Regions from separate parts of the Mus musculus genome. Here region 2 is linked to region 1. The links are chromatin loops, found by intact Hi-C in ENCODE. Cell type or tissue: heart. All regions are shown on one strand. Links, peaks and the distances in the headings refer to the core of each region. The heading gives the core; the rest is flanking DNA.

Region 1 (10,348 bases), core at 3,494-8,493:
TGTGATGGATGTACATCCCAAAGCATATGTATTGTATATTCAGAACAGATGGCCGCAAAGTCCTAAGTTACAGCATGGGTGAGCGCTGCCAGGCTCACCTCAGATTCATCACACATTGGGTTTTGAATCGGTTTTTGCTTACCATGTATTCAAAAACCGTTTACGGTTGGCAAGAGTCTTTGTGACCATCTTTCCTTCAGTTTCCCCGTCATGGAGTTGTGGTCCCTACTTACGAGGCTCGCCTCTATAGGATCATGATCATCTGCAGATGGAACACATCTCCAAACTGGCCTGCTCTGGAAATCAGAACAAGGCTCTTCTCAGACAGCCATCAAGAGTAACTCTACGGTCATTAGCTTCGGTCATTCCCGAGTTCAGCGTGAATTCCTGGAGACATTCTACACTGAAGCCTCCAAGGGGCTCCCAGGTAAGAAGAGACATATGGGGCAGACACTGGGCAATGCTTAGGTGTTATTACTGACTACAGCAGTGGCTAGAAGGGACAAACACTTGAAAACTATGAATAAAAGGAGTATGGTGTGCCCTGAATCCATGTTGACTTGGCCCACAATGGCGCTGAGAAGTGGTTGGTCGCTGGCTTGCGTGACTCCATCCTCATGAAGGAATCTGTGCGTTGTTAGACTGTGCACTTGGTACTTCCCCAGCCTTGCATGGGGCTCTTCCTCCCTCTCTTTCCTTCTGCCTCCTACTGTGAGCTGAAGCTCATCTATACCCCCACCAGAAGCCTCAACTTCTCAGACTCTAGGACTGCAAACCAACAAGTTCTGGACAGCCAAGGGTACACAGAGTAACCCTGTCTCAAAAAAACAAAACAAACCCACCCCCACCTAGCCTGTTGTAGAGAAAACAAATATAGAGTTAGAGACTACAGGTACTACAAACTAGAAAATAGCTGTTTATCTATTTTAGCACATCTGTGTCAATGAAGAGACTGGATTGGGAGAACTTCTAAGCATTAAACAAACTGACTTCAGGACCTAATCAGCTGACAGATTTTGAAATCTGAAGGACTGAAGTGTGTGTTGAATGGGCATAATTAATAGCCAGTAAAATACAAACTTATGTTGTACTCGGGCAGTAACAGTTGGTTAGCATTTGTAACCAACAACCACTCTATAAATAAGACAGTCCTCGCTGACCCCATGCTCACCGACTCTATCCTTGGCTACCGGTGCCCATTTTGTCCTCTCCTGAGTGGTCGCAAGCTCAGATATGACCACCCAAGCCTATTAATTCCTCTGGGGATGAGCGGCTGAAGATCAGGCCTCAAAGCCGGGCCACATTCACACTTACGCATGACACAACTTCTCCGGAGATCACAGTCTTCATCGACAAAGTGGAAAAACGCTCTCATCATTATAGTGTCGGGAGGAATATGTGTGCACTGCTTAGCACGTTGCCTTGTGTGCTACTTTAGGACCTAGCTGAGTCAGGCTTTGAAACCATGTGTAGTGATTAGATAATGACTTTTTAACATTTCTGTGACTCCTAAAGCAAGAGTTATCTGGACTCTACAGAAACATAGGAAAGTTATACAGCTTAGTCAGGGCCTTACTTCCAGTCACTGGCAGGGCCCAGTCCTGGTACTGCTGAACTCTGGGCCTACACTAATTTTAACCTTCTGGGCATGCTGATGAGGGGACACCCCATCAAGGAGGTGACAACAGAGCAAAAGCAACTGAACGGAAAGCCAGATAGAATCAGGCACGGGAACTCTGGGAAGGAGGCTGAACAAATGAGAGCCAAGAGTGGGGGATGTGCTAGATCAACATTTTCAAAGAGGCTGGAGTAGTTGGACTGGAGAAAGTCAACAAACTGGGCTGTTTGGGGAAGCATTAGGTAATGCTGACCTTACTCTCGGTGTGACAAAAGGCCATGGAACAATTCAAAGCATGAAGTGGCCATTCTTACAGAGGTTGTTAGTGTCTCTTTTGAGTCAGGGTCTTGGTTCAGTCCTGACCAGCCTGGAACTTTCTACAAAGAACAGACTACCAACTTGCAGGGCAGCCTGAGTCTCAGGCACTGGGATCAGAGGTGTGGTTGGCCATCCCAGCTCTTCTTGTTTACCCCCTGAGGAACCATCACTAGGTAGCAGAGATGGCAAGGGTCAGAGGCAGGAAGCTGAGTCAGAAAGCTTTGTGACAGCTATCAGTGGCCAAGGAAGGCACCGCCCCCATATACCCTCCCGGCCCAGAGGCAGGGCTTCTTTGTATAGCTCTGTCTTGGAACTCACTTTGTAGACCAGACTGGCCTCGCACTCAGAGATGCACCTGAATTAAAGGCGCGTGCCACCATGCCTAGCTTGGGAAGGCAGACTTTTTTCAAAGGTCACTTGGGGCAGCTGATGAAGAAAGTTTTCTAGCTGGCGATGTTTATTCTTTGGTTTCAACAGCCTGGCTACCTAGACCTGAAGGAGTCACATGTCCTGTGTCATTGGTGTGGCCACATCCTCAACCTGCAGGCGTGTGTGTGCATGTATGTATGTATGTATGTATGAATGTATGCATGTAAGATATATAAGAAACTGGTTCTCTGCTGCAGTCCAATGCACTGGGATGCGGCCATATATTGCAGATATGTAAGAATCAGAACATGTAACAACTAGTCCTTTCTTCAAATAGAAAAATTCCTCTAAAAGTCCGCTGGTCATGACGTGTGTGCTCTGAAATATTAGTTTCTGATACAGAACTGTCATCTTCACCCGACTTCCAGGGGCACCATTTGGATTCTCACAGAGTATCTACACATTAGAGCAGCCCTCAGTGATTCAACAAAGTAAGCCAGGATGAGCACGCTCTGTTGTTTTGGAAACTATGGCTTTAGGCATGGAATGACCTTTTCCATGTTGCGCCTGCCTCAGAAGATGCTCATTATCTGGATCTCAGAGCAATTAGGGGCGTTGAGATTGATCACAGCACTTTTCCCGTATCGTTTCACACGGTCTTGTAGCACGCCTTGAGTTTTAGATTTCCTGTTCTTTTTGTTAAATTGTGTTGTTTTTATTTTTAATTTTTTAAAATTTTTTTTACTTTTTGTTTTTTTACGAGACAGGGTTTCTCTGTGTAGCCCTGGCTGTCCTGGAACTCACTTTGTAGACCAGGCTGGCCTTGAACTCAGAAATCCGCCTGTTTCTGCCTCCCAAGTGCTGGGATTAAAGGCGTGCACCACCACGCCCGGCTATTTTTATTTTTTTAAATGGAGTCTTCACCACATTGCACAGACGTAGTCCTTTCTGGAAAACTAGTAACAAGAGGGAGGTCTATGTGCAGCAGGTCTTAAAGGTGTATCTAAGTTTTGTAAACAACCACCTCTCTTCCCCGTTGCAAAGTCCAAACATTCACTACTTCAATCCCTGAATGCAGGATCACCTTTATGTTTCCCACAGCTAGTAAGAAGGAAATTCAATTTGAAGTAATACACTTGTTTCAACACCGCGATTTTCAGGAACTCAACTTACAAAGTGCCAGGAGGCAGGAGAACTGAGTTTAGATTCTACAACTGAGCAGTTATTTAGGCTGAATTAAAAAGCAGACGGCATAAAATACAGAGACAGAAAACACAGGTGGTAACAGTCAGGAGTGTGAATGAAGCCAAAACAAGGCAGGGTCTTATTAGATCATAGGAAACAGCGACACAGTTTACTTTTGTGTTGGAGAAAATATTCTATTCTGCATACAGTTGTCCCATTCCATGAAAACACAAACTTCCATGGTCAATACAGTTCTTCTTAAGTGCTTCAGTTTTAGATGCCATTTGACACCCAACACAAATTATTAAAATGACTTGTCTTGCCATAACAGGGTATATGGCATAAACGACCTGAGAGGGGCTTTATTAGGCTCACTGTTTCAGGATGCCATCTCACAGTGGAAAAGGCATGAAGGCAGGAGCTCCTGGCCATGTTCTCTGAAGTGTGAGGTGGTCAGTTACATGGTGTTGGAAGATGAACACTCAGGCCTGAAGCAGAGCCAACTACCCTTAATGCTTGCTCCCCAGTGACCCATGATCACTCTCTAGGTCCCACACGCTAAAGGTTCCATTAACAGCACCAATGCAGAACCCCCAGCTAGCAAGCAAGTGTAGAGCACCTGGGACTCCTGGAGACATTTCACTTAGAATTTCACTGGAATCTTTCAGTAGCTGACATTAAGACTGTCCTCCAAAGTCTCTTTTCGCTGGTGAGGAGAAAGAATTTCAGGGTTATATATAGTGCCTGTCATTGCTATACATGGAAAAGCGAAGCAGGTATGAGGAAGACAACTGCTGGTGTATGCGGGCAGGGCACAGAACTATCACTGAACTGGGCAGCCAAGAGCAGGTGCGACAAGGCAATGCTCTGCAGCCCTAAGAATTACAGGGTGCAGTGGAGCTGGACGACCAGAAGACAGATTTCCTCCAAGGGGCCGGATCATGCGGGTACTTGTCTGGGACACAAAGGTCTTTGCTTTTACCGACACATGCTGGAGAGACATGAGAAGGTGGACATGGGCTTAGCACTGAAAGGTTCATGTGGTCTGTTTTGTTAAGAGGAACATGGGAGGTGAGGAGGTAGCCTGTTGGTTAGTGGAGCAACAATCTATTAACACCATGGTCACAAGGGACATGTAAACCTTCAGGGTAGTATTGATGCTGAGGGAGGTTGGTCGGTAACTATGATGCATTTAATGTAATTTCTGTGTGCATGTGTGTGAGCGTGTAAGTGTGTGTATGTATTGCAAGTGTATCATTCAGATTAACTTTATCAGGAATCAAATTCAATCTTAGGACCAGAGGCATCTTTGTTCACACCCTGCCTTTACCACTTTTACAATACAGTTGCCGCTTTTCTAGTTTATTCTCACTATATTGCCCGCTGCTTAGGAGAACAGCTGGCCTTGGGGGAGATCCAAACTTCAAATTCCAAATACGAGTTTTATTGAATGCTATTTTAAAGCTAGACTATAGACCATTTTAAAGAGCGCCAACAAGACATATATCTGAAACAGACCTAAGACATTTGAGAAAAGATTGTGCTGGACTTTGTCTGGCCCTCTAGCAGCAACTCTGGGGCACGGTTGAATCTGAAGGAGGTAGAGAGTAGAGACCAGTCTGAGATCGCTGCACTCAGCACAGACAACCTGTAGCAATGGTAGGACAAGCGGGTCTGGACTGGAACCCTTGGGATCAGCAGCCTAACAAAGTTACAACCTGGCCGACATTATCTGGGAGTAGCATGGATACACATATAAGAGGCCCTGCTCTCAAGAAGCTCCCATTTTATGGGAAACAAACAGGCCTGGCCAGTCAGGTAATAACTGCCATGCAGTAAGAGGTACAGAATAAAGAAAGCTGGCAGGTAGGTCATAGGGGTCTTCTCTGTAGCACACATAACTCCATAAAGGAACCCAAAACTCAGAAAGCAAGCAGGCTAGATATGTCAGTCACATCTTATCATGAGATTAGACAGGCCCGATCAGGATGATAGCGACATTTAGGAGAAGTGAGCAAACAGGCCCCGGGCATTAATAGCAGCTTGTTATAATGGGGTTTTGGTTCTGAACTCCCAGGGCAGGAAAATGGGCTGTCCATACAGCAAGCCCCTCCCTCATGTCACTGAATTCTGCTGGTGGCTCGCTCGCTGTGGAGGTGAGTGGCCCTGGAGCAGTCTTTCTTCTTTAAGACAGGTTTATTTTTACGAGTGTTTTGCCTGAGTGTGCATGATAGGCCACATGTATGCAGTACCCATGAAGGCCTGAAGGGGGCATCTGGGGCTGCAGTTAAGATGCCTGTGATCTGGCCTATGGTCCTCTGGAAGAGCAGTGATCTTAAGTGCTGAGCCATCTCTCCAGCCCCACAGAATGGTCTTTCCTAACATATTTCTCAGGCTCACGTCTCAGGACTGGGGGAGTTCGTTGGAAAGGAGCCACATTTCCATATCCACCCAAGTCCTACTGAGTCAATCTCTGGAACTAGCTGGCGAAGGGGGAATGTGTAGGTGGCCCTCACAGCCACTGGGCTTCTAAGCCACTCAGTATAGGAGAAAAACACCAGAAGACAACGTGTAAGGGTCATAAGAAACACCGTGAGAGCTAAGGTTGACAGAAACCAAACACAACCACTCAATTCAGAGGGTTAAGGAGGGACCTGTGTGATCAAAGGCATGCAGTATGGGTGTGAACAGGGGTGAGAAGACTTGGAAATGCCACTCCCAGCAACCCCCCTTTCTCTTCTGGTCAGGCCTACCAGTACTGATTCCTCAGCTCGTGGACTGCGCTAGATTGTTTTTAAAGGGATGGCTTCAGATTTTGAGAAAATATCTGTTAGCTCTAAAAAGGAGGAACCAAGGGTAACGGAGTGGAACTACCATTACCAGAACTAGCCGACTATAAAGCTACCTGTCCCCTGTGCTACAGACCTAGACAGCTGACCAGAGTGCACACCTCAGCCTAAGCCATCAGTTGTCACCAATAAGTCACTGGGAAGAGTTATACAGAGGCATGTTTTAAAATACAACAAAAGACCCTTGGTGAATTTGAAAAATATAGTTGACACCATACATTGATTTATGAAAAATAAATTTATTACATAACACCTTGTTTTTAACAATGTTCAATTTTTTTTTATTCAGAATACTTGTGTCATTCATGTAAAATAGTTTGATACAGTACGTTGTATGTTATAGCTTTTTATTTTCCCCTCAAAAGTTCTAAGGCTCTCCTACTCCCTCTCCTTTGCTGAAGTAAGGGCACCCTAAAAATGTGCGAACAACCTTTTAAAAAGAAAGTTAACTGAACAAAATTGTAATAGCACTACACTAGGCAGCTTCAAATCAGGACAGAAGAGTGCGGACTGACGCCGTGCCTCGCAGAGGTCACCGTGCCTCGAGGAGGTCACCGTGCCTCACGGAGGTCGCCACTCATGCTTTTGTATTCAGAAAGCATGCTCACAAATCAGCAACACCAACGAGGAAAAGAAAACCCTGTCTGCAACACTCATTTCAGTTTGCTGAACCAACAGGCTTCTATCAATGACAACATATTTAATTACTATCAAATAGCAGCTTTAAGACCAGTCAAGTCGTCATAGGTTGAAAATAAAAACAAACCTCTAAGTTGGAAATTAATCTTTGGGAGCTCTGAAACCTGTCAGTAGAAACTATGTGGTTCTTTTGTACTTTCAAAACAATCCAAGCAATATTCTTGGTCATAAAACACTGATTTATGTAGAAGATGAATCAACCCACTGATAAGACACTAAAAAGAAAGGTGTACCAAAATAATCTTTAAATCTTGGTTATTTTGTTAACATAATCTGTGTTTCAAGTACCAGTTAAACCTTGCGTCTGTGTGTACTATTGGTCAGATCACGCTGTTACACTCAAAGTCACCACACACGAGGACAAATGCTCGCCCTAGCACATTTCACAGCTTCAACTGCTACAGACTGTCACTGAAAACTATGCTTGGTCAGTCTGAACCATGTCAAGTAAACTATGGAAGTAGCAAACCCACAACACAACTGTGCTAGCACTTTCATTTCAAGTCTAACTCCAAACTTAGGTACAACCTGGAAGCTACCACCCCAATCTGTGACAACTGGTGGAACTCGGCTACTGGACATTGTGAAGATGTGGTTGTACAGTACATTCGCATGGCCCACACCAGGTTCCCGCGAGTGCCGCAGCCAGTCCTGCAGCATGAGCAACAGTGCACTGACAGACTCCAGCACAGCTCAGTACCGATGTGTCTGATGTGAGTACTGTGGAGGCTGCTGGGAGGTAGCTGAGTATCCCATGCTGCTCTGGGGCTGTGATGTGCTTGGTCCAGGGTTGGGATAAGCAGCATGTGGATTGGAACGCTGGAAAGAAGACGAGGGAAAAGCGTGATTCAGGGACTTCTCGAGGTAGCTTGGCCCCACGCCATCAAGGCTGATAGGGAAGGGAATCTTGTTTCAAAGAAGCAAAGATGTATAAGTTTCTGTAAGGCACTAGCTTTAGAATTAAAATATAAAAACACTGGCTAAGCAGCAGCAAACCCCTCAGCTGGCCCATACAAAGCAAAACAGAGCAAAAACAAACAAAGCTCCCAACTCTTCCCACATCAGCTTCTCTCCAGGAAGGTAAGAATTGGGACACCATGTGGGCAATTCTGATCATATCTTGCGACATGAGCATGAGGCACTCAGTGTGTATATCCAGAGTATATAAAAGCTCGTAGGCGGACTGCAGAGATGGCTCAGCGGTTAAGAACACTGACTCTTCTAGAGGTCCCGAGTTCAATTCCCAACAACCACATGGTGGCTCACAACCATCTGTAATAGGATCTGGTGCCCTCTTCTGGTGTGTCTGAAGACAGCAACTGTGCACTCACATATATTAAACAAACAAACAAACAAACAAACACGTATTTAACAAAACAAAACAAAACAAAACAAAACAAAACAAAAAAAGCTGGTAGGCATGGTGGCTCTCTGTAATCCCAGCACTTGGGAGGAAGAGACAAGATCTGTAGGGGAAGCTGGTCGGCTAGACTAGCTAACATCTGCAAGCTCTGGGTTCAGTGTAAGACACTGCCACAGTAAACAAGGGAAAGACACCTGATATCAACTTAGGGCCTGAACACACACACACACACACACACACACACACACACACACACACACACACACACCACATTCTTACATCCACATGCCTGTGTGCCCACACATATAAAAACATACACAAACTCATACATCCTTCATGAGCTGCATTCTACCATGTAAGGGCACTTTCTGTGCAGGGCTTCCCCAGGCAGGCCACCATGTTCAGAACACACAGCCACTCAGTCTTCCCACAGCTTCACATTCTAGTCACTGTTTCTACTCTGCTGCTGCTGATGCCGTCTGCAAGCGATTTCTGTTCTACCTTCCTCCCCACACTTAAGACATGGAGAACATCCAGGTCTCTCTCTTACTCAAGGCTGAACAGAAGTAGGTGGGATCTAAGAGCCCGTGGCCTTGACTCCTCTTCTACAGTGCTCAGGAACAAAAGCAGCCATTGGCTAAGTTCAAGGCACACATGTTTAAGCTGACTTACCAACTTCATTTTATAGATGAGAAACACTGAAGCTGTGTTTTGCTTCACTTTGCACGAATGCGTGTGGAAACCGGAGGTGATGTTGATTCCTCTCCACTTGACACAGAAGCAAGGCCTCTCAATTGACCCTAGAGCTCACTTGACTAGAATCCTGTCTTTGCCTTTGAAATGACTGGACCAAAGGGGTACAGATGGGCCACCAAGCCTCCAAGCACTTACACGGGTGCTTGAGTCTGAATCCTCCTGGTGAAGGGACTTTACCTGCTGCACTATCTCCCAACCCCAGCAGATGTGCTGTAAATGCCACAGGTCTCAAGTTACTGGACTTTCTACTCCAAGTCTGTCCCAAGAGCTGATCCCTTTCTAGTCTCCATGTCTGTAGACTTCCATACCTATAGCATCCCATGCCTGTGTCTTTCCAGGAACACAAACGCTACTGTAGTCCACACTTTACAACAGATCGTTTAGAAACCCCACAACAGCAGGTCAGTAGAAGCCACTTGCAGTACCTGATAGTCGGAGGTCATGATGAGTCCACCTGAGGTAGTGGTAGGAGGGACAACTCTCACTTTTTTCAAGGGGGGCCCCTGTGCGTGGCCGCTGTCCTGGTTCCCCGGATGGCCAGTTCCGTTAGTGTGGTTGTTGCCCTGCTGCTGCTGCTGGGTCTTCTCAATTGGTTAAACAGAAAACACAGTTCAACTCAGGAGGAGAACAGAAACTGGCTGCGTGCCAGAGGCCCGGAGGCCATGCAGAAGGCACTTCCAACTGTACTTTAATACTTACTTTGTCTCCTTTCTCATCAGGCTCTTCTTCTGTTAAAAATTCTCGTTTGGGATATGGGATCTGACAACCGGCGAAAACACTAGTCACAAGAGAAAAAGAAGAGAGCTGTCTCACTGGCTGCCTGGTATTTCCAATGCTTCATCTAGGTGACTCGCTGTCACTCTCTAAGAAGACGGGACTGTGTTTCCATAGTTACAGAGATATAAGCATCTTTCATGCGAGTCTGATGCAAAAAAATCCTTTAACCAATGACACTGCAGCAGGCAGTCTGAAGGTCCTTCTCTGCGTAACCTCATCAATAATCACCAACTAGGACAGCTCTCTCATCCACTACCACAGCTCGCAGTGTTTCATCTGCCCTTCCACGGTTAAAACAAAAGATGATAAAGAGAAGGCAGATTTATTTAGAACTGCTACTCCAGAATATCAGAACCCTTGACTGCAGGCAGCCCCACAAAATCCTAGCAAGTAGAAGGAGCCATAGCACAGTGA
Region 2 (10,348 bases), core at 2,495-7,494, 72 kb after region 1:
CTTGGGTCACATGGATCAGCAGATCCAATAGTAAATGAGAGGTCATTGGCAGATGGGATGCTGTCTTGGAGCCTTCACATTAATTTTATGGAGCATAGTGGTTAAGGGCATGTGCTCCATCATAGCCAGGCACAGTAGCACATACATGCTCAGGAGACTGAGGTAGGAGGAGCGCTGTGAGTTCCAGGCTAGCCACATCTACAGAGCAAGCCAGGGCTGTCCTGGAAAAAAACAAAACAAGGCACGGACGGGCTCCAGAGTACACATATGGCAGGGACATCCTCAGGTCCTGACTGCTATGCTTAGCCATGTACTCACAGGACAATCTGCTTAACTTTCAATAGCTTAGCTCTCATATGTGAACGGAGCATAATACGGTTGTTCTTATGAAATTAGATTGACATACAGTGTGTCAGCCAGGACCTAGGGCTTAATTACCCAATGTAGCTGCTATCATTCATTACCTTTATCAGTTAATTTCTGAATCTTCCACAAAGTTTTCTTTTTTTGTTTCCCTCTCTCCCTCCTTCACTCTCTCTTCTATATACTTCAGCTTACTGAACATGATTATAACAGACTAGGAATACTTTTGTGGGATCAGGCATGGTGTCCAAGCCCCAGCACAAGAAGCAGAGGCAAGCAGATGAGTTCAAGGCTATGGTCTACAGTCAAAGCTACACAGTGAGACTCTGTCTCAAAAACACAAAACAAAACAAAACAAAACAAAAAGCAAAGCAAAGCAAACAAACAAAAACCCCCAAAAAACTAAAATTAAGAAAAAAAAGTTTTGTGGGTTTTTTCCAGAAAACTTACTCTAAGCTGATTTTTCTAATTTAAATACACACACATACACACACACACACACACACACACACACACCCCTACCCACCTCAAGGTGCTATGTAGTCCAGGATAGCCTAAACTGTCGATTTTCCTGACTTAACTAGCATAACAAGCATGCAGCACCACTTCTAGACAAATTAATTTTCTAATTGTACAAATGTCCAGTGGCTATGTTGAAAATATAAAATCTTAAAAACAACTTTTGTCTTAAAATTTTTCCATTCTTGCAAACATATTTGGTTGCCTCTATTCTTCAAAAGGAAATACAACTGACTTAAGAAACGACCCACACACTCACCCCTTCCTTGCCAAGCCCTCTCCACACCCTCTGCCTCCTACAGAGTACTCTTTTGGTGTTCAAAAATGAAGGACACTATTTATGCCACATTTAAGAATGAATTAGAGACCAGAGGCGGTGCACACCTTTAATCCTATCGGCTGGGAGGCAGAGGCAGGTGGACTCTATAGAGTTCCAGGGCTACACAGTGAGATCCTGTCTTGAAAAACCACACACACACACACACACACACACACACACACGAAAAGAATTAATTTCAAGATATACAGTGTGGACTTAAACTCTATATCAAAAACTTGCAATTATCATGATTACACATGGCCTTTTATCTTTGTACACAGTCATGCTTAAAACAAACTATTGCCCCACCCCCTTCACTCCTTACCAGGCTGATTTTCTATCTGGCATATTGTATACAAGAGGGTGGGTTACTAACTCATTATGCCAAAATTATCAAGCTATTCCCTAAACTTGAATAATTCAACAAGCTAATTCCTCTAGTCTAAATTCTTTTACCTTATATTCTATTTACTGGACAGCTGAAAGAAACATTTTCATGTATTCATTTTAACAACCAAATATGTCCAAGCAAATGTATCCCAATTTTTTTTTAGTTTTATTGCAAGGCTCGAGATTCTCTTTAAAGTGTTATTGCCTGTCCAGGTTCCTTAAGGACTATGACATCTCAGTGGCAGAATATACCATTTAATTTGAAAGTAAATCAATACCAAAAGCAAATGACTTGATCATCTTATTATAAAAGATTAAAACAAACCAGGCGTGGTGGCCTACGCCTTTAATTCCAGCACTCGGGATGCAGAGGCAGATGGATTTCGGAGTTCAAGGCCAGCCTGGTCTACAGAGTGAGTTCCAGGACAGCCAGGGCTACACAGAGAAACCCTGTCTCGAAAAACCCAAAAAAAGATGAAAACAGTCACAAATTGTATTATACCAAGTCTAAAAATGCTTAACATTATGCCTCACTGACACAGGTCATAAAGACAATGCAGCAGGTTACCAGCCAGGCCTTAGAAACAAGCCAAACTGAAGAGTACTCCCTGTGGAAAGCAAAACCTCCAATTCTAAAACTCTCTTGACATTTGATTCACTACAAAAATAATTTAGTTCATCACAATAAACAGAATCATTAAAGGTTGCTGGAAAACAAACCCAAAGGATTACAGCTTAAAAAGCAATCCCCCCAAATGCAAATGTTCATTTGCCATTGCCATAAATGACTAAGAAGTACACACTAACACCAGCTATTTTAAGCAATATAATTTCTTCTGAAATTATCCTTAGCCTAAATGAAAACCTGATCATCAAGATGTAAAAGGTGTTTAAAGTATCTCCCTCTATACACATTATATACTTTAAAAAAAAAATAGACCACAGTCCAACACATTTGGATAGTTTATTATCTTAAACTGGCAATTTCTGAAACTAGAATTGGCTCCTTTTACAAGAATAAAATATAAAAACCACTCGAATTTTTAAAAACAAATGACAGACTGGTCAAAATGTACTATAATGTCAAATGTCTTGGGAGTGAAGATCTTATGACCATGTCCCAAACTATGTAATACTGAAGGATGAAGTGCTTTAACCCTTTTGAAATTATGCAGCAAATTAATTTGGATGATTTCTTTAAATATAATCCACTAATAAAGTGTTGATAACACGAATCTAGTTGGACAAGAATTAACAAGGGCTCTGGATGCCCCGGCTTTATACATTCTGCTAAAAGGTGCTTCTAGAGCCACCGGGCACCCAGAACATCAAGTCTCCACTTTCTGCGCTTAGCTGCACGGTTTCACAGTTGCACAAAAGCACTGAAATTATCATAAAGTAGGAAGGCGTTCCAGTAAAGCGAAGAGAAGTGTGTAATAGACAGACACTTCCTTTTCCATTATCCAGACTCGGAAAGTATTTATAAATAAGCTCCCTCAAAAAGAACTCGCTCCAGCTTTAGCCGTCTCGTTTACAGTGCTAATGCAATTCTGAATATGTACTCCTGTGAAAATGAAAAAAGTCATTTCCCAAGCAGTCAAGTAGCAACTAGCCAAATAACAGACGCTCAAAGAAAGCTGTTTCTAATAAATACAAAAAATTATATAATAAGCTATGATAATCTTCCCAATAACTTCCTAGTGTCAAAGGCAGAGATAATATCTATTTGTACAAGAGGGAAATGGGAAATTATTAAATATTTTCTCCCAAACTAAGAAGGCCTTTCCCTTCTGGCGATGTCATAGCGCAATCATCTACTGATGAAAGAGAATGGAGCCCGTTCACTTCACTCAATCCATGAAGCAAAACTGAGTGTCACCAGCCATAGGTTTGATTTTTCTTTCTAGAAGAGGCTATTTAAAGCAAAAGGATTAAAGTTCACTGGCAGCTGATAGATTCTGCTTTAAGAGCTTGCACAACATAGCCCCTATCTGTCACTTGCTTTTTTTCCCCACACACCATCCACTCTGCACCAAATCCCCATTGTTCTATATAAAAACTCACAGCTAATGATACCTGAATAGCAACTGCTACATTTACATTACAGATGATCCTTCATGGAACTCTACAGACCCACATTTACTCGATGTCTTCTTTCTCCCATCAAATCCAAATTTGGCCACCAACTGATCACAACTGATAAGGGGAAAAGATCAGAGCTTCTCTTCCAGACTGATGGATATCACTCCAGAGCCAGATGAGTTAGTCCCCAAAAGGTTACCGGATAAATCAACCAAAGAAGAACAGATTTATTTAAACGGGCATCTTATAACCATCTTCTTTAAAAAAAAAGAAAACTATTCTGTACAGAAATTCACACAAAAAAAGAAAAAGCAAAAAAGGTACACACTGCCCACGAGACAGAAGGTCCGTCTCCCTCTTGCACGAAGGGTTTCTTGTGAGTCTGGATTCCTGGGACACCACTTCCTCCCCAAAGCAGGCTGGCCAGGACAGAGGCAGTCTTGGAGGAAGTGGGGACCCCGACATCCGAGCCGGGCACCTGCCTCCCAGCCTCGAGGACACCCGCAGCGACACCCACACTCACCCATCTTTCCTCTTCGCCTTGTAGACGTGCCCGTAAGTGCCTCGACCAACTTTGCAGCCCTCGTATTCAAACAGGTCCTCGACCCGCTCCCGCTCGCTGCTCAGCTTCACTTTAAAGTCATAGTCCATTGTCACAGCCTCCAAGGCCGGGGTGCTGGGGCGGGGGGCCGAGGGCCGCGGTGGGGACCGGGCCGCGCAGCAGCCGCAGCCCCCGAGCTACACCCGCCGGCCGCAGCACCAGCCCGCCTCACGAGGCGACGGCAGGAGGCCCCGCGCGGGCGCCGGGGACATCCAGGGGAGCGCCGGGCGGTCCCCGCGGGCGCGCGACAGCCGAGGGACGCGCTGGGGGCGGGGAGCAGCGTCCGCCCTTGTCCCCGCGCTCCCGGGGCGCCGGCTCGCGCGCGGTTGGCCGCGCGTGCTGCTGCGGGTGCGACGCGGGGCGGCCACGGCTGACTCTGCTCCTCGCCCACGCGCGTCCGCGCCTCACCTTCTCCCACACGCGCTCACGAACACTCAGGCTGCCATCCGCCCGGACAGACCAGCGACGCCACACAACAGCCGGTAGCTCCTCCGAGAGAGGAGGAGGAGAAGGAGGAGGAGGAGGAGGGCGAGGAGGAGGAGGAGGGAGAGAGAGGACGAGCGCGGAACACGGCAGCCGCTGTCGTAAAAACGTCGCGAAGCCTCGCGCTGCCTCCGCCCCACCTGTGAGCGACTCCGGAGCTGGCAGCCGTCTCTTCTGACGCCGGCAGGCGAAAGGGCCTCGCTCAGCCGCGGAGCGGAGCTGCTGACAGACTTACCACGTGGACTAACCCAGTCGCCAGTGCGGCCAGAAACTCCAAGGCTCAAGTGCACGGGTGGCTGCAGAAGCAGTCTTTACCACGACGCCGCGAATTCAGAACGTTGCATGATGGGATTGGTAGTCCGTCACGCAACGAGTTTCTGCTGCATGGAGATTATTTTTCCCAAAGCCGCATCTCTACAATCCAATTTACTTAGCCCATATAAACTTAGCAAAAGACACCTGTTAGGTCGTGGGGGATGGGGGGTGGGGGGCGGTTATTTTGTATTGAAGTCACTTCTGAACTCCAGGATTTAGAAAAGGGCAATTACTGCTCCCCACCCCCACCCCAAAGACTCCAGGTTTTTCCTTTCGTAGCCTCAACCTGTTTCTAAATACTACAATAAACTACGTGGTTGTATTTAAGATTTCTCTTCTTTCTTTGACATCTTTATACCACGGGGGGGGGGGGGGCGGTGGGGGGGGGAACTTAGTGAAGGGGACTGGGGAGATGGGTTAGAGTGCTAGAACGCTTGCCACGTGTTGTAATTTGATTTCTGTTGCTGTGATAAAACACCATGTCCACATATAACTTGGCGAGGGAAAGATTTATATCAACTTACAGGTAACAGTCTGCCACCAAAAAAGCCAAGACACCTGTTTAAAGAGGAAAAAAAAAAAGCTTTTAATCCACACATGTTTAAGTGTGCCTGTAATACTAAAGCAAGGGAGACAAAAAATAAATAAATAAATAAATAAATAAAATAAATAATAAAAAAGGCAGGATCTCTGCAGCAGGATGACCGGCTAGCCTTACTGAAATGGTATGCTCTCAAGGTTCCATGATAGACATCAACCTCTAGACTCCAGACGTATGCACTCATGCTTATACTTGCACACATCTGTGCATACACAAGAATGCTTATAGCCGGGCGTGGTGGCGCGCACCTTTAATCCCAGCACTTGGGAGGCAGAGGCAGGCAGGATTCTGAGTTTGAGGCGAGCCTGGTCTACAGAGTGAGTTCCACGACAGCCAGGGCTACACAGAGAAACCCTGTCACGGAAAACACAAACAAACAAACAAAATACGCTTATACACACAGGCAGATAAATTGGCAGAAATATCAAATAGGTCGTTGATAGTAAAGCAAGAATGTGTCTGCTATAGGCCTTACATGCCCTCTAATGACCCAGATTTGATTCCTAGCACCCGCATGGTGATGGCTCAGAATCCTCTGTAGCTCTAGTTCCAGGGGAGCTGACACACTTCTGGGAGTTGTGAGCACTATACATGTGGAGTGGCGTGTACATACACTCAGAGGCGCGCGCGCACACACGCACACAAAGTAAATAAATAATTTTTTTTAAAGACAGGCTCATGTGTTATAAAAATATAACAAGAAAATTTCTATTTTAAAAAATAAATTTAGCCAGGTGGTGGTGGCGGCGCATGCCTTTAATCCCAGCACTTGGGAGGCAGAGGCAGGCAGATTTCTGAGTTCAAGGCCAGCCTGGTCTACAGAGTGAGTTCCAGGACAGCCAGGGCTACACAGAGAAACCCTGTCTCAAAAACCCAAAATAATAATAATAATAATAAATTCACAAAATGACTGCATAAAATAAGGACGTACATTTAAAAAAAAGACGTAAGAAATACAAAGCATAGTCTTGATGTTGTCAAGGGGTTCTGAGCTAAGACATGTGGGGGTACTGTCTTAGTTAAGGCAGACATAGTGCTGGAGAGGTAGCTGAGAGTTCTATATCTGGATCTGCAGGTAGCAGGAAGTGACTGTGACACATTGGCCAGATTGAGCTTCTGCTGCCTCAAAGCCCACTCCCTAGTGTCACACTTCCTGCAACAAAGCTGCACTAATTAATAAAGAAGAGGAAGAATAATGTTTCCATACTGGAGGACTTTGTTATAAAATATAATACGGCGGAGGGATGGGGTGTACCTGGCAGGCCCATGCCATGATGCCCCCTGAGAAATCATGCCATGAAACAAATCTGATATAAAGAAGGTTTATTTGGGGGAATTGAAGGGGGTGAGCACCTAGAAAGGGGTAGAGGCAGACAGATGGGAGCAGAGCCGTGAGGGTAGAGAAGGGGGGACAAAGAAGGGCAGGAATAGGGAGAGAGACCAGCCAAGAACACTTGGGGACAGGGAGAGAGAGAGAGAGAGAGAGAGAGAGAGAGAGAGAGAGAGAGAGAGACAGACAGACAGACAACAGGGGTGTCGAGTAGTCCTTTTATACGTAGCCCAGACCTGGCAGTAGGTGATGGCATAAGCTACTGTTAGGTCCCTGGGAGGAATCTAGTGTAATCGCCTGTGAGCCAACAGACTTACATGAAGGTCCAGCAGGTATGGCCAAGTGCTGAGCAAACGAACAAAAATGGTGTGCACTTTTGTGAACAACCTGGCAGGGTAGGTATGTCTTCTTTTCTTTTTGGAGATTATAATTACATTACTTCCCCTCTTCCTGTTCCTCCCACCAAGACTTCCCATGTTACCCTTGTAAATGTTTCTGCTAGAATGGGAGGGTATCCTAGGACCCACACAGCTCCAAGGGGGAAAGGCATGCCAGCAGAAGGGCACCTGAGACACGGGAGCGCAGGAACCACACAGCTCTGAGAGGAAGGCTCCTCAGCAGAGGTGCTGCAGCTCTTGGGGAAGGGTATCCTTGGGTGAGCTGAGGAGCCTCAACCCTGCTCCTTCTCTTCACTTCTCTTCATTGCTTCTTTTCTTCCTGGCTTCTTCCAATGAGAGAGTCACTCCAGGCAGAAAACTCTCATGAAAGAGATTTTTTTGGAGGTTCCAGGATGTGGAGGGATGAGCCCAGGGACGGTTGCGGTTGCCTTGTGTTGCTGGGAGAGGATAGCCGGGGACCTGACCAAGGGACAGTGCTTACATAGGGTTTCTGAGGAGGCGGAGCTTCTCAGGACAGAGATTTCCAGAGTGAGGATTGGTGGGTTTTCCTCTTCTAGGACTGGTGTGTTCTCTTGCTCAGGGATTGGAGGGATTTTGTGGAAAGCTGGGGGGGGGGGTTGTTCTGCTCAGAGATTGGTGGCTTTTTTTCACGCCCCCTCCCCTTTCCTTGCATCAGGTCTCTGGGTTAGGGTGGGAAGTCCTTCCTGACCATATCTGGCTTTCTCTGAGACACCACCTCTGTGGAGCTGCTGGGAGGGACTGGAGAGGGGGTGCTGCCACTGAGGACAGTTCCTGTGGGACAGCTTCCGCAGTGGTATTTCACCAAAATCGTATAGGCTGAGGCAGGAAAGAAGATGTCGGAACCCTGGACAGCTCCTCATACTGGCAGTAGGCTGAGGCAGGAAAGGTGTTGCCACTGTGGACAGCTTCTAAGGGGCAGCTCCCGTTGAGGTGGGAAGGGAGATGGGCCACCGTGGACAGCTCCAGTGACAGCTGCAGGCTGAGAAGGTGTCATGGTGCTGCCATTTTGATAGGAGCTCCTGCAGGGGCATCTTACCACGGCCCATAGGCTGGGGCATGAAGGAGGTGATGGCCGCCACGTGGATGGATTTTGTGGCACATCGCTTAGGGACTACAGATGCTGTCCAGACAAAGTGAGGCAGAGAAGAGGAAGTCCCAAGGAGAAAGGGAGTCTTCCAGTTTGCGCCAAGCTCCAAGAGTTATGAGGAACTACAACTTTATTAGCAGGATCTTTCAACACGCCACCATAACTTTCCCACCATTCTGGACTCTACCCAGGAACTGTGAGCCAAAAGAAAATCAGTCAAGACATTTGATTACAACAACGAGCTAAGAAACTACTCCAGAAGATTGGTATGTAAAGTAGAGTTGGTGATACTATAAACCTGCATGCGAGGTCCTAGGCCTTGACAGCTGGTTTACAGGAGGAATGTGAGAGAGTTTGGGACTTTGGGCTAGAAAAGACTGTGAATATGGTAACCGGAGTGAAATGGGTCATCCTGGTAGAAATTTGGTAGACAGAAATGATGAAAGAAGAACATGAGACCTAGCTTGTGAGGCTTCAGGGGGGAACAGGGCTATCAGGAACTGGGATAGGGATGACCCATCTAAAGTTCCAGCCAAGGATGTAGCTGCATTCTGCCCGTGTCCCAAGAACACGAGTGATGCTGAAGCCACAGGCAAGAGACTAATTCGTTTGTGGAGGAAACATCCAGACAGGACAACATTCTCTCTGTGTCACATGTACTGTTCTCATCCCTGTGTTGACAAGGGAAAACGTGACAAGTGGAGACAAAGACAAGAAAACTGGAGAGCTCAGTTAGGAAAAGTGTGACCTTAAGACGGTGAGCAAAGCATCTGTAATTGTTAAAGAGAAACCCACTGTCTTAGTTAGGGTTTCCATTGCCCAGAGAGACACTATGACCTTTTATAAAGGCAATTGGGGCTGTCTTACATGTTCAGAGGTTCAGTTCATTATCGTGATGGCAGGAAGCATGGCAGTGTCCAAGCAGGTATGGCGCTGGAGGAGCTGAGCATTCTACATCTTTTTCCAAAGGCAAACAGAAGATTGTCTCATGGGTAGCTAGGAGGGGGGTCTCAGAGTCCACCCCACAGTGACACATGTCCTCCAACAAGGCCATACCTCCTAATAGTGCCACTCCCAAGGCCAAGCATATTCAAAACATCACACTAACCCTCTTCATTGGGAAAATAGGAAAGAAGGCCTGAAGAGAAGATGTCACCCATCAAAGTCTACAAATAAGACACACCTCATGCCAGGCTGTCTGGCCTACATCTTTAACTCTGCACTTGGGAGGCAGAGGCAGGCCAGCAGAACTTCTGAATTACAGGGCAGCCAGGACTACACAGAGAAAGAAACCTGTCTTCAAAACCCACCCCAATACCATGGGCCAGATTAAATAAAATTAGAAATCCGCTGAGCACTAGTTGCCTCAAATTCCTGCTACTGTGATTTTCCAACCATGATGTACTATACTTTGAACTCATAGTCAAAGTAATTCCTTTCTTACATAGCTTGGGGTATTTGGTCTCTTCAATAATATATGTAACTAATGCATTATCTTTTTCTATTTAAGAGTTAATCAAGGCCATGGTGGTAAACACCTTTAATCCTGGAACTTGAAAGGCAGAGGCAGGCAGATAACTGTGAGTTCTAAGTCAGCATGTATATATAGTGAGTTCCAGGACAGCTAGGGCTATATAAAGAGACTCTAGTGTGTGTGTGTGTGTGTGTGTGTGTGTGTGTGTGTGTGTGTGTAGAGAGAGAGAGAGTCAGAGAGAGACAGAGAGAGAGAAATAGAGAGAGAAAGACAGAGAGAGGCAGCAGAGTCTTGCCTTTAGAAATACAAACTTTTTAGAGCTGAAGAGGTAACGCAAGGGTTAAGAATACAGGTTGTTGTAGAAA

What was found. A loop is a pair of places that touch in the nucleus more often than their neighbours do. Peaks named below come from ENCODE experiments on the same cell type or tissue, not always from the same donor. Only the 100,000 strongest peaks of a DNase experiment are listed, where the experiment ranks them.
Region 2: a loop joins it to region 1, with 2.2 times the contacts of the local background. A loop is called at or near these places in 6 of 42 quality-filtered maps.

Annotation. Positions count from the first base shown.
Region 1 is chr5:146,299,085-146,309,432 of GRCm38, reverse strand. It overlaps Cdk8 (cyclin-dependent kinase 8), which reads right to left. Exons shown (of 13, transcript NM_153599.4): 11 at 9,857-9,935; 12 at 9,583-9,741; 13 at 6,559-7,857. The coding sequence ends at 7,732. It overlaps Gm52832 (a long non-coding RNA gene), which reads right to left and starts at 3,002. Exons shown (of 2, transcript XR_003956008.1): 1 at 143-3,002. In heart, for the core only: CTCF peaks have their summits at 5,748 (motif pointing right) and 8,329 (motif pointing left); a DNase peak (open chromatin) is centred at 5,742.
Region 2 is chr5:146,225,669-146,236,016 of GRCm38, reverse strand. It overlaps Cdk8 (cyclin-dependent kinase 8), which reads right to left and starts at 4,767. Exons shown (of 13, transcript NM_153599.4): 1 at 4,197-4,767. The coding sequence starts at 4,324. It overlaps Gm38745 (a long non-coding RNA gene), which reads right to left. Exons shown (of 2, transcript XR_868694.1): 2 at 6,982-8,703. In heart, for the core only: no CTCF peak of the experiment used is centred there; a DNase peak (open chromatin) is centred at 4,926; H3K4me3 peaks cover 2,880 bases; H3K27ac peaks cover 2,276 bases.